2 separate regions of the Homo sapiens genome follow, and region 2 is linked to region 1. A link is a loop called in an ENCODE intact Hi-C map of the cell type or tissue named here. Cell type or tissue: stomach. All regions are shown on one strand. Links, peaks and the distances in the headings refer to the core of each region. The heading gives the core; the rest is flanking DNA. Region 1 overlaps NFIB (nuclear factor I B). Region 2 overlaps NFIB (nuclear factor I B).

The links. Hi-C counts contacts between places; a loop is a spot of excess contacts. Peaks named below come from ENCODE experiments on the same cell type or tissue, not always from the same donor. Only the 100,000 strongest peaks of a DNase experiment are listed, where the experiment ranks them.
Region 2: a loop joins it to region 1, with 2.8 times the contacts of the local background. A loop is called at or near these places in 5 of 110 quality-filtered maps.

What each region holds. Positions count from the first base shown.
Region 1 is chr9:14,239,655-14,249,219 of GRCh38, forward strand. All of the region lies in intron 2 of NFIB (nuclear factor I B), which reads right to left. Among named protein-coding and RNA genes, the nearest start is that of NFIB, 70 kb to the right of the region's middle. In stomach, for the core only: no CTCF peak of the experiment used is centred there; no DNase peak of the experiment used is centred there; H3K27ac peaks cover 246 bases.
Region 2 is chr9:14,188,449-14,198,013 of GRCh38, forward strand. All of the region lies in intron 2 of NFIB (nuclear factor I B), which reads right to left. Among named protein-coding and RNA genes, the nearest start is that of NFIB, 120 kb to the right of the region's middle. In stomach, for the core only: no CTCF peak of the experiment used is centred there; a DNase peak (open chromatin) is centred at 5,403.

The sequences.
Region 1 (9,565 bases), core at 709-8,708:
TATAATGATATCCATGTGATCAATGAGGCATAACCACAAGAACCTTACACGATTATAATGAGAGAAGCTTCGAAACAGGAAATTTCTATCTACAAAAAGTACAAATTATTTTCAGAATATTGGAGGAATCTGGGGTTTTCTACCCAGCAGAATAAATTATGAAAACAGTGAAAGATACCCTCCAGAGGGAGAGAGTGCAAGAGTTTATATGTTAAAGAGAACATTACATTTCACTTTTCCAATGTAGAAACAAACTGAAGAAAATTTAGAGGGGATGGTGAGGATGAAGAGAAATAAAATCATAAAAAGGAATGAGTAAAAAATGTAATAAAAGAAGAGGAATATGGTTTCCACTTATATTAGTTTTGTCCTTCCATTAAAAATTATACCTTAAAGTCCATTACTCTTGACTATATTGCCAATTTCTCAAATAATACACTGGTCAAGTTCCAAAATTTCATTAAATATATAAATTGCATACATAAAAGTTCCTGTGTAGCCTATGGAAACATTTTAAATTTTCTTCAGCAAAATTGGGCCTAAAGTTTGGAAAAATTCCTAGAGAGTGAAATTAATCTCTCTGTCCCCATCTCTCCCTCTCTCCCTCTCTCTTTCTCTCCCTCTCTCTCAATAGATAATATTACCCTACTATATATCCTGCCATATATCTTTATACTCCAATTTCCTACCTAGTCCCCTATTCAGACATGCATAATGCTTCCATTTTGAAGCATATGGCTGGGGAGCCAAAAGAATTTAAATTGCCTTCAAAATGTGCATCGCATTATAAATGGTGTGAAAAAAGATCTTACTATTCAGCTCTCAACTTGGAGCATAAAGCAAAGAAGAAGCAACACAAGACTGCTTCAAACTTTATCCAAAAACTCAACAGCTTCACTTGTTTATAGAGGTACAAAAAGTATGCGACACAGTTTATAAAACAAGAACGATGTACTGTATGCAAAAGTAAAGTTAAAAGCAAAGTATAGTAACAGCCCTATCTCGTTACAAACACTTGGCAGCATGTCTAAAGTACCATGGTCAAAAACATGATACCGTCTGCGTTGTACTTCTGCCAGAAAGCACTCCCTAAGTCCAAGTCTCTTTAGCCATCATCACCACCTCATTTGGCAAACTCTCCCAAGCCTCAGTTCATCTACTCAAAATTACTCCACAGAAAGCAGACAAACTCTCTAGCTTTGTAGGCTGCAAGTATCACAATGAAGTAGCATTGGCAAGTGACAGCGTAAGATGGAGCTCTGAGGTTAGAAAGCCAGGACCAACTAAACTGTATCCTCAAAGCTTATTTGCATATCAAGTTGAGCAGGGCTGTCTTCATTTTGGTAATTCAGGGTTTCTTCTCTACTCTCACAGTAATTCCAATGGGTCTTTCTGAATCAGCCGCAGCTGAGAAAGAAAGCACATGGCAAGAATACACTCAGGCACCGAATACCTTTTAGGCAAATGAGGGGCAAATGTATTCGGCAATTACCTGCCATTTAACCATTTCTGGCCAGGTCTTTTGAATAATTCCAGAACCTCAAAAACTGCCTCAATAGTTATGTATGCATAACGGACCAGGCCATTACCAAGGCTAAGTAAATACAAGAATATGCATCAAGGTTTAGGTAATAAGTAGATAAATAGACTATATCAGTATCAACATCCATATCTACCTGTGGCATTTATAACTAAAAAAACAGCAGTTCATAATACATAAGTATAAATGTGGCAGTGAAAAGATGACTGATAGGACAGAAGTAGCTGCATGAATTATTAATTTTCCTAGGGCACGTAAGAATTGGCTTCCAAATTTTTCTTTAATCGACTTTCTCCAAAGTAGCATATTACATAATTCAAAAAAAAACAGATATTGTCATCTTAAGTTTACAGCTTGCCATATTTCCTAGAAAATAAACAATAATTAACAACATATCTCATAGTTGTTCCCTCCCCACCTTTCTTCAAGAAACTTTACACTCTGAAATGTAGATACATAAGCTACTTTTGGATCAGGGCCCACAACCATATGCTTCCAAAGGAATAATATGTACAGGTTAGTCTGGTGTGTACCAGATGTTAAAAAAAAGCAAATTCAAAAACAGAAATATCAGTATTCAATGCAGAAATATATTTTAAATTAAATCCCATTCTTCCTCTCCTTATAGACACAGAATCAAAGAAAGCCAATTGTATGTCTAATTTTTTAACCTTTTTCCTGAACAAAAATCCCAATTTGACTCATGACTCTAGATTCTTTATATACATAAGATCACAAGACAAGAAATGGTCATTTATAAATTATCCTGTCTCAGAGTGAGCCTCCTACCATATGCTGATATTCAACCAGAAGAATTTGTTTGAAAAGGCAAAAAAAATTCCAGAAGTTAAGCCTATAAGGCAAACCAGCCAGCAAAAGGCGACAGAGTCCACATGTCTATCAGATATTTAATATGTTAAACCTCAATTACCAAAAGTTTTAAGATTCTCTGTAAACATAACTAGTGAGTCTTTATTTTTCAGATGATTCTGAATGCAAAATGAGCACATTATCTGCACATTGAAAGAATTTATGTGTTTTTTCCCACATATGGAAATATGCATGAGTATTAAAAAACAAATTACAAATATCCACTCTCTAGAAGTTTGAAAAGTCTAAAGTTTGGGCTGTATTTGCTTTTTCCATTGCAAACCTACAAGGATTCCTTCAGACTTACAAAAGTTATTGCAAGAAGTCCTGCAGGAAGAAACAGATTGGGGATTTAGATCACCCATGCCTAACTTTTTCAGGGCATCATGATCTCTCCCCTTGTTCTATACATCAGAGATGTCACTGAAGTGAAAGCCAAGTTTTACTTTAGAATTTAATAAAAATTGATTAAGCATCACAGAGCACAAACAAAGCTGCTCCATAAATCTTTCAGGCCTTTTTGTGCTAGGAAGAAAGCAAGCACTGTCTGCTGAAGCAGATGACAGATGCTGGCTTAAAGATAAGTATTATTTATACTTCTGTACCAGATTTCTTCTTATGCATATCTTATCATGCATGGGTATATGATCAACAAAGCAATTATTTTATATCAGTCAAAGACATTCAAATGTACCCTGGCTCCATAGGAATGCTTTAAAGAGTTCAGGTCTAGGGTTCAATTAAACCAAGATGGAGAGAAAAGAAAGTTTGGAAAGAAAAACAAATATTGAAATGGTTGTGATTTGAAATGTACTTTCACACACAGGCTAATGAATATATATGTACTGAAAATAACTTTGTTCTGAACATATGCCTATGCATTTTAAATAAATGATGCATGTTTGAAAGATAAGAGGGTTTACCAAATCTAAACACATCAAGATATATCTATATTAAACTGCATTTATTTGTACAGTATGTCGGTAAGGAAACAGCCCCCTGAAAGAAATCCAATAGTTATGTAAAGAGATAGCTGATTTAACCAAGTTTGAGAACATTTTAGTCATCAAGACTAGAGTTTAAAAATTTAAATGACATTCCTTCCCTCCCTCCTTAGAAAGACAGAATATATGAAAACCAATCACTTAATGAAAATTCCCAGAGGTTTCTTTATTGTTTTACTTCTAGCATATGAAGTGGAAAAAAGATAACTAATTATTTGAAAGAGAAGAAAAAGCAACTTATATTACCTTCTCAAAAAATATATAATATTCTGCATCATAAGGCATTTGAAGGTGGAGAAGCTGGCATGTGATTCCAAAACAAATCTGGATAAGTAAGAGAAATAAATCAGGTGGGCTGTCTTGACCATTTTCTTCTACCCCGATTCCTAAGTCCCTTGAGAATCTAGAAGAGGAGCAGGTTTGGGGGTGGAATTGTTTTGTTTTATTGTGTTTCATGAGGGAAGACAAACTGGAAATAAATGAGTTTTCAAGTCCAGCCAGAAAGTCAACCTATGGTTAGATTTACCTAATTGGGTATTTTTTAAAAAAAAAGTACAAAAACAAAAACCTGTGCTCATCCATTTTTTTATGGTATCTTATTGTATTTCATTTTTTTCTCAGCATTTTTCTTCGTAAAAGTTCGTCCTAAGAAATCCCAACCTCGTCTCAGATAGCCTAAAAGGCAGAAATGTTCATCCACTCAAAGACCAGGAAACCCTAAGCTGCATGACATCATGTGGGAGTAAAATGACTGAGTGAGCTCAAGCCAGGATCCTTGCTGCTGGAGGGTTTCCTGCACAAGGGCTAGCTGAAGCCACAGATATGGCTGCAACTGCATTAAAATGACATTGGTAGCAGAATTAAACTGTCTGGTTTCATGGAAATTACCGTATACTGTAGTTATCACGTGAGAATTAGCAATGCACTAAAATAGGACACACAAATCAGTACTATTATGTGGTAATACTAATCTATCATACGCAATAATTTTTCTTTCCTGAATTATATATGAAAACACATCCATAAGGGTGTAGCAATTATGAGCAAATATTTTCAAGAATGGCTATTGTGTATGTCTCTTTTAAGCATGCAACTCCACATAGAAGCACTAAACAAAGTAAGTGCTTAAAGATATTCAGGATTCTCTTTCCTATTTAAATAATCCTCTCTATTATATAAAAATTCAGTTTGTACAACATAAGCATAAGAAATTTGTAGAGGAAATGATAGGTCAGAATGGTTTTTAAATGACCTTATAGTAGAAAACAAAGTTAAAATATATACCATATACCAGTGCAGTCAGATATATTGGAGTCACTAATACATTCTGAATCTGCTGATTAAATGAGAGACATTCAAAATGAATGAAACTTACCCACATACTTTCTCATCCATGTAAGCAGGAAAGAATTACATTTCTTCTGAGCTAATGGGAATGAGTATAGTAAGCTTTACCGATAACTTTAATCTCCACAATCTCCATAGACAGATCCCCACCAAAAAATAAAATAACTGCTTAGTAACTTTGCAGCATATCAAAGTTCACAAACCATGCCCAGTTCCAATACTTATTAGCCGTTGGCCTTAGACAAATTACTGACCTCTCTGAATTTGAATTTGTATATCTATTTAAACAAAGATAATAGGCTCAAAGTTTGAAACAAATGGGATATGTAGAAAAAACATTGAGCAAAATGCCTGGAACACAATAAGTACTAAAAAAATAGTAAATACTATTATTGTTGTTCTTGCTACTGTTATTATTATTACACAGTACTTTCATGATAAAAGTCTCTGGCCATACATCAGCCTAGATTAGTGCAGCATGTGCCTAATTTCTCATCTCTGATTCCATGACATTGGGGTGTCCGGATTCTCCTCCTACTTATCTGACTTCTCACTATCATTCTCCTGTATTAACTCCAATTCTTCTAAAAGTCAGCATTCCCCTGGTTCTCTTTATCACCCTCTGCAACCTCAATCAAACTTTGGCTTCAAAGGTTTGGGATAACAACAGCTAAATTCAGACCTGTATTTTCATTTGCCTGTCAGACATCAACACTTGGGTCATGCCTACCCAACCTAGAAGAAAAAAACTGAACAACTCACCTCCAAACTCAGTGGTTCTTCCACTGCCTCTGTTAAGGAAACTAACATTTACCCAGGTGACGAAATTAGAAACATCACAGTCACACCCAACTCCTTCTCCCTACATCCATAATAATATGCCTCCTTCTTTCTATTCCTACCAGTACAAGCTTTCCTATGTCCTTCTTGCTGCTCTCCTGACTTTCACAGAAGTCTTAGCTTGGTTATGTTCAACAAACAAGAACACCTAAGATATGCCAAGCACCATATACTCTGAATGCAAACCAGGACAGAACAAAACAAAACAGAAAAAAAAAACCAACGGCAACAAAAAAAATGCAACCCTTTTGCTCTCAAGGTTCTTCAAGTAGTGGGAGAGATACGTAAACACATGATTATACTATAATGTCATACAAGCAATAATAAGTACACATGGCCGGGCTCAGTGGCTCACGACTGTAATCCCAGCACTTTGGGAGGCAAAGGCAGGTGGATTACTTGAGATCAGGAGTTCAAGACCAACCTGGCCAACATGGCAAAACCCCATTTCTACCAAAAATAGAAAAATCAGCAGGGCGTTGTAATGCACATCTGTAATCCCAGCTACTTGGGAGGCTGAGGCACGAGAATCGCTTGAACCCGGGAGGCAGACATTGCAGTGAGCCGAGATCGCACCACTGCACCCCAGCCTGGGTGACAGAGCGAGACTCTGTCTCGAAAAATGATAATAATAATAAGTACACATAAATTATAAAAGTGGGACAGAGGAGGGAGTGATTATTCCATCTAGACAGGTCAGAAATGAGTTTACTGTAAATATCCATCACTCTAGAGGAGTGTTTTGAAGAATGAACAGGAATGTGTGGTTGCACAAATGTGTGCAATGAACAGGAATGTGTGGTTTTCCTCTCTAATTCCTGAGAATTAGAGAGGAAAAGGCATTCTAGATATCAGGGACAGCGTGGGTTAGACTCTAAGCTCTCTAATCAACATGTTTACACTTAAAACTCGCCAGTCTAAAACCCAGACCTAATTTTAACACTTTCCCTTTTCCATAAGACCTTCAAGGGCTTTCCACTGCCTCTAGGATAAAATCCAATACCTTGCATTGGCAAGGCACTGGTATTCTAAACTCCGACCCATTAGATGGGAGGAAGCTCCCACTGCTCTCCACATCCCTTTGTCTTAGGTACAGGAAGTCACTACACCTTCATACAGGACTGTGCTCCAGCCAGCCACCAAAATGCCTCTCTGCCCTTCACCCTGCAAAATCCCATTTACCCTGGGATATCAAGTTTAATTTCACTCTGCTGAAGTCCTTCCTAATCAACCCTGCATTGTGTCCTCCTCTGAGCCTTCAGTCCCTTTGTTGATAGCTCTATTTCCACACATCTCATACATGGATTTGTAGAGTGAATGCCCATATGTTTGCCATATCATTTTTGAAGAGCTTTTGCTGTAAATGAGAACTTCAGTGAGTAATTTCCAATTACTTTCCCCCAAATTAACAGGCAAATATTAGGAAACATCCTATGCCAAACCCTCTTATTTGGTGCCACTGACAGTGCTAACAGGCTAGAGTGAAATATCAAGGTATATGTGTGGTTCACAGAAAACCACTAATATCACCCTGCTATTGACTGAACTGTGTCCCTGAAAATGCATATGCTGAAGACCCAATCCCCAGTGTAACTGCATTTGGAGACAGGGTCTTTATGGAAGTAATTAAGGTTAAATGAGGTCATAAAGTTGAAGGCCTGTTAAAACGGGTTTAGTATCCCTACAAAGAAGAGATGCCAATGTGCCTGATCTCTCTCTCTCTCTCTTGCTTTCTTTCACTATATCTCTCTCTCTCTCTGCTTTCTGAGACACAATAAGCAGGTGGCTGTCTGCAAACCACGAAGAGAGCCCTCACCAGAATCCAATGATGCTAATTCCCTGATCTCAGACTCCCAGCCTCCAGGACTGTGAGAAAAGAAATTTCTACCATTTAAGCCACCCAGTCTATGGTATTTTGTTATGACAACCCAAGCTGACTAGGACTTATACCATAGTCAAGAGAACTTGAACAGTCCACAATTAAGTGGTGAGACTGTCTCTGGTATGATGCACAATGTATTTAACTTTACAAACAGACTCATTAATCTCTCAAAAGCTTAACACTGTCACCATTTTACAGACAGATCCAGCTAATGGTTGGAGGCCTTCCATGCGCCATCCAATAATGCAGGGAGAGGCAGTGACCATGCCCAGAACAGGATTCTAAAGTCCTGCCTTTCAAATCCCTGACCTAGAAAAAAGGACTACTCCATTTCTCACAGGAAAATGTGCCAGTCATGGAGGCCTACATGGCACGTCTCTGCACTGCTCCAGGTCAGGAGGGCCATCTGACACTGCACAGGCACCACTGCAGGGCAAAAGGATGATCAAGCATCCAAAGGCCACCGCCACCACTGACTAGCTGAAAAACCATGAAAAAGTTATATAATTTCACTGGATATAAAATTAAAGCAAGATTTTAATACTTACCTTGTAGGGTCACTGTGAAGATCAGAAATAAAATACAGAAGTACATGGCCCACTGCTTGGCATACAGTCAAGACTCAGTAATTAGTGGGTACTCTGCATGCTTTGATGTCACCTCATTAACAGTTTCACTTCTACCTAAACTAAAAGCAGGAACAGGGTGTTCTTATTATTTTTTAAAATCTACAGTAGATATCTGCCCTGTTTGTTTAGGTGTTGTCTACACAGTATCTACTAATTTTTTCTTTTTTTCTTTTTTTTTTTTTTTGAGACAGGGTCTCTCCCTGTCACCCAGGCTGGAGTACAACGGCATAATCAAAGCTCACTGTAACTCTGAACTCCTGGACTCAAGCAATCCTCCTGCCTCAGTCTCCTGAGTAGCTGGGACTAAAGGCATGCACCACCATGCCCAGCTAACTTTTGAATTTTTTTGTAGAGATGGGGTCTCCCTATGTTGCCCAGGCTGGTCTTGAACTCCTGGCCTCAGCAATCCTCCCACCTCAGCTCTACTTCTTTCTTTCTTTCCTTCTTTCCTCCCTTCCTTCCATCCTAGCAATCCTCCCACCTAAACTGCCCTTCCTTCCTTCCCACCTAAACTGCCCTGCCCTCCCCTCTCCTCCACTCCCCTCCCCTCCCTTCCTTCCTTTCTTCCTTCCTTCCTTCCTGTAGCCTTGGTCTCCCAGGCTCAAGTGATCCTCCCACCTCAGCCTCCAGAGTAGCTGGGATTACAGGCATACACCACCATGTCGGACTAATCTTTTATTTTTTTGTGGGGATGGGATCTCACTATGTTGTCCAGGCTGGTCTCAAACTCTTGAACTCAAGCAGTCCTCCTGCCTTAGCCTCCCCAAATCCTGGGATTACAGGCATGAGCCACCACGCCCGGCCTCTATTACTTTTTGTTAGTAATAACAATAATTTTCCTCTGGGAAGCCACTCTTCCCCACTTTCTGAGATCATGTAGTTTGGGTGTCTCGTGATCCTCCTCTAGCTCCTCTCCAAGAACAGGCAGGAGACTTAAGCATAGCCAAAGAGAAGAAAGCACCAGTTCAGCAACAGGTTCAGGGGTAGTCCAAGGAGATCCAGCCCAGGAACGTCTGCAGGGACTAGTGAGGAAGGGAACATTTTCCTCCCCACTGGGTTTGCTTGGCTAATAGAATATAAGCCTTCACTGTGGAAAGAGACCCTCTTTGCCCGAGAAGTAAGGGAACAAAGAGAATGGCATAGGAAGAGAATCAGAGAAACATTCCCAGTTACATCATTTGAACACCTGAATCAAACTGTACCTGCAGATAAACTGGACTTTTAAATTACATCAGAGAATAATCTCCCTTTCTCACTTCAGTCTGTATAACTTCAGTTTCTTACACTTGCAATTAATATACAAACCAAATAGCAGCAAGAATTTGACACCTTTCAGTGACCAAAAGGACCACTGAAATAAGAACTTAGTGATAAGAAATACCTTTCATTAAATTCTCACTGTACGTCAACTAAATATTTCAAATTTAGTATTTCCAATTACATAAACTGAGGA
Region 2 (9,565 bases), core at 461-8,460, 51 kb before region 1:
AAAGAAATAGCTCTCGCACTAGAGAGAAATAAACTAAAACATTATTTATTCAAAACATTTCTTTTCGAATTTTATGAAGATTGCATATTTGTTGGAAGCAAAACATTTCCAGCTGTATTTTAAGTTTCTGAAGAGGGTTGTAAGATTTATAATCTTTCATAAATGCTGCCCATATCTTATAATATTAGATGAACACGCCACTGCGTACTTTGAGGAACAATTTGCCAACGCAGTTTGCCACATGAAAATAATAAAGTCCTTTCCAAAACCCAGCCAGATCCAGTAGGAAAAGATGAGATGAATGTTCTTTCTTTTCCATCTGGGAGACATTTTGGATTTCAGCTATACTATGTAATATACATTTTTTCCCCTTGGAAACCAAGAAACCTGCATTTTACAACAAGGTATGTAGTGCAAAGAAAATGCTGGTGAAATAAGAATCTGAAAATGAAAACCAGAATGTCATCAGACTCAAGAACATAATCATGAAGGCAAATCGAAAAATCAATGCAGAATTTCAACATAAAACAAATGCAATGTTTATGATCCTATTAGTCTTAAATTTTTCTCTTAAAAGGAAAGCATAGAAAAATAAGTGCTGTTTTACCTCCAAAGTCCTGAACAGCATTTATGTTACTACCTAGCACCATGACTTACATATCTGGTTTATCCTGGAGTCTTCACGCATTATTCTAAATCCCACACATACAACACTCCTGTGTACACATGGCCCCTCTGTGCTATGTCACTTCATGTATTTTCCCAACACTTAATATATCTAGGTTAAAATCAGACATAAGACTTTCTAATATTTCATTGGCAATCTTTCTTCTCAGGGAGCAGGACATGTTCTCTCCAAACTGCCTGGAGAGTCAGGACTCTGGGCTCTATCCGGCAACTGCCAAGCACTAGCACGCTGACTCTAAGCAAACCATTTCACGCACGAATCAGTTTTCATCTTGCCCAGTGGCAACTAGTTAATGAAAGGTAAGAGTTTAGTCTTAGTTGTTTTCAAAGGAATTAGAAATACTAGGAAAAAAATAATTTCACACAACAGTGAAATATGCACAAGTATTTTTGTGGAAAAAGGCTATGAGATATATATATTTAATGTTCTTTAAGGTTTAATTAGTACTCCTCCTCCCCCTCCTAAAAAAAAAAAAATCCCCACCTACTTGGTTGCACTGCCCCTTGCAAACGCTGACAACACAGGTAATTGAAGGGCTGGGTTAGAGTGCAACTCTTCTGCTACATTTTAAAACCCATGGGGTCAAGAAACATGTTAGTCTTATTCACTGCCCTAGCATATTCCTGGCACATACTAGATGCTCAATCAGTATGTGTTGAATGACTAACCACTGTTTTACAGAGAACAAGATGATGACTGGTAGCAGTTAAAACAGTTCATCTTCCTTAAATTACAAACAAACTGCCAGTAATACCAATCATAACTTTCAGTTTTTGATTATTATCTACACATATTCTAATTTTTAAGTTTCTACAACCTCTCTACAAATACAAATGTAGTGATTGACTCAATGACCAAAAAGTCATATTCTTATTTTTTCATTGCTCATTTTTTCATAGGCATATGTTCCTAAAAAATTTTTTAAATTGGATACAGATTTCTCTATCATGTTAGCTAAAAAGATACTTTGCCAAATCATTAAAATGTTTATGTTTATATCCTTATGTGAGCTTAGAGAGAAGAAACTGGATGGGTTTTTTATATCTTATGTTACTTACATGTGATTAATAACCAGTCCTTGTTTTATTATTAAATTATGGCTCTTAAGTCTGTGATACTATATTCATATAAAAATAAATGTATACATTTAAACTCAAGATGCATAGCAATTAACTGGATAACAGAGTAAGATGATGCATAGCCTACTTTCTACAAAGGTAAAGTAGATTTGTACGTGGGGTATTCATTACTGCTTCTGTTCATAAAATAACTTTATCAAAATATTAGAGGAAAAAAATCAGATAAGTCATCTGATGAACAGGAAGCTTGCTGATGTGGCAGATAATAGTATTAAATGTCCTAACAGTTCCTTGATAAGTGGTTCAAAGAACTTCTGTCCCCATGTTTTCAAGGCAAAAGTTAATATACCAGGAATAAAACTACTTGAATAATGCATCATTGAACCAACATTTTTGAAAAGGGATAAAATGAGGAAACAAATGAGGAGACAGTAATTTCCTCTTGCAAATTAAAACTGTGCAGGCAAAGAAAGGAACTCAATTATACTGATAAAATAAAAACAAAAAAATAGCTGACATGATTTTCCTTTTTGTAAAAAGAGAAGGTCAAGAATATTCTAATAAGTGAAATAATGGGTTTGAAAGAACTTTGAAAAGTTTACAAGCTCACAGAGACATGAAGATGGGGCATTTTATGGGGCAATATTCTTTCAAACAGTCACTTAAAGAGAACAGTTTAAAATACAGATAATCCTGGCCAGGCACGGTGGCATATGCCTTTAATCCCAACACTATGGGAGGCTGAGGTGGGTGGATAACCTGAGGTCAGGAGTTCAAGACCAGCCTGGCCAACATAATGAAATTCCATCTCTACTAAAAATACAATAATTAGCTGGGCGTAGTGGTGGGTGCCTGTAGTCCCAGCTACTTGGGAGGCTGAAGTGGGAGGATCACCTGAGGTCAGGAGTTCGAGACCAGCCTGGCCAACATGGTGAAACTCCACCTCTACTAAAAATACAATAATTAGCTGGGCATAGCGGTGGGTGCCTATAGTCCCAACTACTCGAGAGGCTAAGGTGGGAGGATCATCTGAGCCCTGGAGGTTGAGGCTGCAGTGAGCTGAGATTACATCACTGCACTCCAGCCTCGGTGACAGAGTGAGCCCCTATCTTGAAAAAAATAAACAAAAATAAAAAAAATACAGATAATTCTAACCAAGAATAATAAAGAATAACAGAAGCCCACCATGAAATCTACTACTCATCACTATGGTTATTTGGGAAATGGGAAAATAAATGATGACGGGCATGTTCACTTGCTATATCCATTTTAAAAAAGGGAACTGAGAGTATACTGGTGCAGAGCTATGTACCAGGTGCTCAAAATTCCTCCCATTTTGTCTTGTTACTCATTTTATCTTTAATAGAGATTCAAATCAATTCCTTATGATTCAAAAATGCCTAAGCCAAATCCAAAGAGTATGAAAAAATCAAGGTTCTGCATAATGTCCCATCCATATGCCTTAACCCTGAATGATATCAAACCTATGTAATCTTAGACATCAATGCCTTCCAGATGTGACAAAATTTTAACACAGACCAACTTCAAGCTTTTTACTGCAGACTCATCTCCCATGCTCATAAAGATTATTTTCATTGCACGTACCATTACATATGGCTAATGTTTAATTTTCCAAATTGATTATTATGCTGCCATTTCAAAACTGACATTGCCTTCCAATCCAATCAAAAAACAAACTATGCTGCATACTCAACCTCCAACAAACACATACACAAAAACAAGAAATCACATCATTATTTCCAAGTTCTAGATAGTGCTTGGTTACAAGACCAGTTGAACTTTTCCTTGTCCACTCTTGGTACCTCCAAAAGATGGAAAAGGGGAAGGAGGGATCATCCAATTCTTTGTCAGAGTTAATTGCCATAGGAATAATTTGAGCCTGTCACCTGTTGTTTTTGGTCTTAAAGATTGCTTCTAATCAGACAAGATCAAATTCTTCTTGACATTTAAAGCATGTTAAAATTCTAAAATTAACTAACAAGATTGTTCATGGATATTTTGCAAAACCATCTAACAGCAAGGCCATGACAGAAATGTATAAACTAAATTTTCAGATAGGATTTAAAAAATTAGTAACTCAACACCAGTAAGAAAAACTGGTGTGATAAAGCTTTGGATGATATTATGCAAACTTAATTCCCCTGCCCCAAACAATTGCTTTGAATCTTACCTAAATCTCATCCCTCCACCCACCCCCAAAATTAGAATTGCCCTGTAACGGTAACTTGTCCTCAGATCCATCCTGAACTCTGTTTCTGCAAACCACCTTTCCCAGCTCCATTAACTATTGACTTCAGGCTAGGTCCAACCAACAGGAGGCAATGGTAGGAGTTTGGGAATTTGGAGGGTGGGAAGAAAGGAGAAGGAGAGGTATTCCTTCCCTCCTCTGCTTTGACATTTGTCTCCAAACAGTGGTGAGTTTTCCTCTTGTGATTCTTGCTTCCACTGAACAAGTTCCTCCCTCTGTGATGCCCTCCCTTCAGGCAGCTCCAGCTCAATTTGTGTAGTAGATTCCTACTGATGCTAATGACTGGGTGACCTCACTGCCCATTCAGCTTTTCATCTATTCTAACATTACTGTAACTGGCCTTGCCCATGAAATTCCTCCTATTGGACTATCTGGTAGTTTATTTTACTCAAATCTGACAGATACATTTGTTTTTTTGAATTTGGCATATCTGTCACTCTAAAATACGTGTCAGGTAATAGAATTAAGCAGTATTAGACAAATATAATAACTTTTTTAAAAACCAATAGATTTCACGTGTTTGTTATGATTCTCATCTTTTAAAAAAAAGATGAGAAAGCACTGCCACCATTCAGTACTAAGTACAAAATTCTGTATCCCAAAGTTTTTTGTAATGCATACTGATACATAAAAATAATCAAGTTTTTAAAAAAGGCAACTAGATGCTCAATGCCATGTTCTAAATATATCTCTTCCAGGAGGTCTTCTGATAATCCTACCCATCCATCCAAGTTTACTTCTTCTTTTTATCATCTCCTAGTCTCTCTAACCAATTTTTAACAAGTTTTTTCTTGTGCATGTGTTTTTCCTTCACACATGACTGTATGCTCCTTGACTGGAACAATTATAAGTTTGATTATTTTTGTAAAATATGATACATTTACTTATATTTCATGCCACAAACAACTTCGAAATGCTTATCAATTGTCGGAATAACTAACAGTCTCATGGGGATAATCAAAAGGTTTTCTTAAATATGCACCACTATACATCAACGTAAGAATAATCCCTAACAGGAAAGAGAAATGACTTCAACATTACTCTGTTTCCTTTAGGAAATGGTTCATAAGTCCCCACTGGACATGAGGCATTTTACATAAGAAAAATTACAAAATAAGACAAAAGTATTTTTCCCATCAGAATAGTAACACTCTATAGTGTTTTGCTAAAACACTCTACGAACAGGAGAAAACAAAAATATTTATGTTCATACGCACAGGGATATATATGAACTCACAGTACCAAAACTTTAGAATCACATATGCAAACAGTACCAATATACTTAATGTTTTAAACTGTGCTAGATAACAGCCCGGCTAGAGGCAAGTGACATAACGGAAAAACATACAGCATCAATTCACATGTTGCCAACTTTTTTTGGATAGAACTAACAGGATGACACTGGTGATGGATGTGCACACTTAGCTGCCAGCATTGCACCCTATGCAATGTCCCTCTACATCCTCTCTCTCAATCATTTTGAACCCCCACCCCCAAGATTTATTTTATGTCTCTTTTTAAAACATTATTTTCCTAGTTGGTGACAGTCACCACCAAACATCATACAGAGATCATTTCAACTGAAAATACATGTTTATTATTTTTTAAGCCTGTGCCTGAAATGTATTTTAGTCAATCTATGCCACATAAGGCAAACTTCTAATGCACATTTATGAATTTAATTCAATAAATATTTACTGAAAAAAGAAAATGGGTTGGAGTCTAAATAGACATAAAGTGGCCATGAAGTAAGTCTAGCAATAACTTTCACTTTTTATGTTTTCCCACCACCCTTTACTTTCCCCAATGAGAAACTTATAGTGTGACAGGTAAGCTAAGAGACAATCTCCATAAATATGACAGCAGACATATTGCACAGACACTAAAAACCATAGGAATAATGCTGAGACCACAAGACAGAAATAGCCCTTGACTTTTTCTCGTAATGGCAGGTAGAATGGGTGGGACAGGGAGCCTAAAGCCAGATAGGAAAACGAATCCAACTTTTAACCAAATTTTTTATTACACACATACTATTTGAAACTTAAACTTTCATTCTAAGTTACAGTCAAAAAAGAAAAAAGACAATAAGAAGAAATAAAAATTATCCCAGTTCTTCCAATGTACTGTATATGTATATGCTATGATTTAAGAATTATGCCATAGGAATAGATAATTCAATTAAAGCCAAGATAAAACAAATGAGATACATTATACTAAGCAGATAGCAAATTATGATATAATTTGGCTGAGAAATAGGTTGAAACAGGCACTATCTTAGAAATGGGATGACAGCAAAGAACTAAGCTCCACCTTCAATGTATTTGAAGGTCTGTTTGGAGCCAATTTACACAAAATATCCACTTACCAATTTCACAGAAGATAGAACAAAATAACACTGAGATAACGTATTAGGAAATTATTTTTTAATATTGGAGGTGCACTCTACCACCTCAATCCAGCACACATTCTCTCTCTCTCTCTCTTTCACAAAAGAGAAAGAGATCCCGTAAGCTTCTCCACAATGTTCTATACCTGACCCTGGAAGGAAATCCTATTCTTCTAGGCTTGCTTAAGCCAATAAGGTCCCCAGAGAATGCTAACTGGGGTGGTTATGTGCCCAAGAATTGAACTGAAACCATTAATTTACTTCATAGGACCAATCAACTGGCAAAAGAAGTTAAAAAAAAACAAAAAACAAAAAACTTTTGGTAGAACTGACCTACAGAGAATTTAAACCGCCAGAGATGGCAAGGTTTGATGTTACAGCTTCCTTCATCCATCTGCAAAGCTCTGTCACTACCTAATAAATGCACAATGCTTCTCTCTCCTGTGGTGCTTTTAGGAAATAATGCTTGTCATTTTCCATCTTATTGACAAAATATTGTATTTTTTAGAAAACTCCATATCTAAGGAATACTTTAATGAAATAAAGATGGGTTAAAACATCAAGCTAATTTTGTGAGCACACGAAACAGAGAAATAATCTCAAAGAAAATGATAAATTCTAATTTTTATTTGAAAGTATAAAGCACATATGAGACGACTTTTATTGTGTTGCCACTTCATTCTTGTTTATTTAGGTTTCTTTATTCACTGTCGATATAAATGACTGCAGTGAAGCCAGGATTGCAGACCAAATCTGAATTTGGAAGTTTGGCTACAGCAATCTGGATCCCAAAGCCAAAGCTTCCTCCTCACATTAGACTCCCATTCAAAGCTATCACTGTGTTTTCAAAGTGACAACACTGTTCAACTTTCTTTTCACAGAGCAGGAATCTTTTATGGCATTAAGGGTATGTATGTCACACCATGAAAAACACAATGACATTGCAAACATAGACAAAGGAATCTAGTAAGGGCATTGGGAGGAAAAAGGGGGTGGGGTATTTAAGAAAATGTTTTTTAAACTTTTTTTTTTGCAAAAGAAAATGCATAATAATAAAATAATAACTGAAAGTTCCCTATTAATATCATCCAGCAATTATTAAAAATAGAATAAATTAGCTGATATGATCCAATCACCTGGTAGGGAACAGCATGTGTCTCCTTAGTCCATTGGCAGTGCTAATGGTGCTCCTAAATGAAGGATTTTTTTTTTCTATGTTCACGCTGGTTGAACTTAATTTTCCGTTCACCTGTTTACCTGGATTAGTTTTCAGCTTAACATTCATTAAGCATCAAGACATAACAAGAGGTGCAGTGATGATGAGATAAAAGTCTCAAGGCCATTACTCCTCCCATGAGGCACTCAGGGAGGATCTATAAGTGAAAGATAGCTTCACTCGCTTGGGTTAAAGTGAAAAAATATGAACCCACTCTAGAACTTTGAAAATCAAAGAGAGCTTTAAAAAGCCGTGTGTTTATGTTTTGCCTAATTTTTCACTTTTTCTCATTAGAAGGCAAGGTCTGACTAAATGTGGGTTATTTCTGATATCTCAGCTTCTAGTTTGCGGAAGGGGGTTCCTGTTTAAGGGAGGGAATGCTGCCACCCCCTACTCTCCCCAGCAGCAGCACACTGGACACCTGAGAAGCCAAAAGCGCTACACCAAAATATACCACCTTTAATCACAAATCAAACAACAGTAATTAGGAGCATCAAGTTAATTGTGTCTACTCCCCACAGAATGTGTCCTCCAAGGCTCCTTGAAATCAGGTTGAAAGATTAGTAGTAATTTTACTCCCAATTCTCTTATTCTAACTTAAAAAAAAAAAAAAAAACAGAGCCTAAGTTCATCACTCCTACCCTCAGAACTATGGAGTCTACAAGTAAAACCTTAAAAAGAAAAATCAGACTACTTAATTAAGTGTTTTCTTAGGCCGTTTATGTAATCAGAGTAACTTTGATCTTTGGCTTCTTAATCTGTTCAAAATTTGTTGTCAAATCGTATGGAATTCCTTTAAATCCAGAATTATAAATGTTATTTTCCATTTGTCTTTTATTAATGATTAAGACAACTTGGCAGTTTGAATCCAATCAATCAAGAATGTGCAAAATCCATTTCATATACATTGGTACAATTAGATACTGACAATAAGGCTCTTTCTTACCTTCCATTTGTACTAAATATGATAAAGATAGCAAGAATACCTTAGCTATTTTCGAGGCATTTTCATCTACATTACTTTGCAATCCCGAAATAGGTTGTGCTTTATTCTGACCCTTTACAATTACCAGAAAGGAATGCAGAGCTTGACAACTTGCAGAGTAATAGAAAAACCTTGATTTTTCATTGCATTTCCCCTTCTGACTTTCTTAGGATCTGAGGGACGACCCTTAACCTTTCTCAGTCTCACTCTCCTGTCTCAAACAAGCTATAATAAAACTTTATTCCAGTCCACTGGGGTATTAGAACAATGAATCTGATAGGATGTCCCTAACACACTGTACTGTGATCTCTATAGGGAAAGTTGCTATAAAAATAAAGACACTGTTGTTATTCTTCCAATTGAGTTATTTGCAAATGGATCTTCTTGATGGAGCCCAGCCCTCCGATATAGAAAAGAAAATTCTATCAGTCCTCTAGGGTACAATTGCCTTGTGGCAATTATACCCATAACCACATTTCCTTATTACTATTTATAAAAGACTGTGGAGTTCAAGGGGAGGCAAAAAGGGAGCTTAAGAAAAAATATGCTGTTTATTTTCAACAGAAGATGCTGAAGTTGCAAATTTGGAACTCAAGGCTATAGGTAAACTTTGACAGAACATGTGTTCCAAATTAGTGTGGTGTTTCTTAGCTGTGTCAGAAAGTCAGAGGTGTCCCTGAGGCTGCAGCGCTTTAGCAAATTTTGGAAATAACTTGGGGAAAAAAAAGGTAAATTACACAGTTAATCTGGTCCTCACTCTACGAATGCTACAAAACAATGACGAAAAGGTTCACGGCTAGACCATTCTCACCAAGAAAGACAGCATATCTCGAGGTACAAAAGGCACAAAAGAAAATTAAACTGAGCTTAGGAAGAAAGTGCTATGGACAATTTTACATGAAAAGCCAAAAGGGAATGTTGGGGCTACGTTGAACTTTC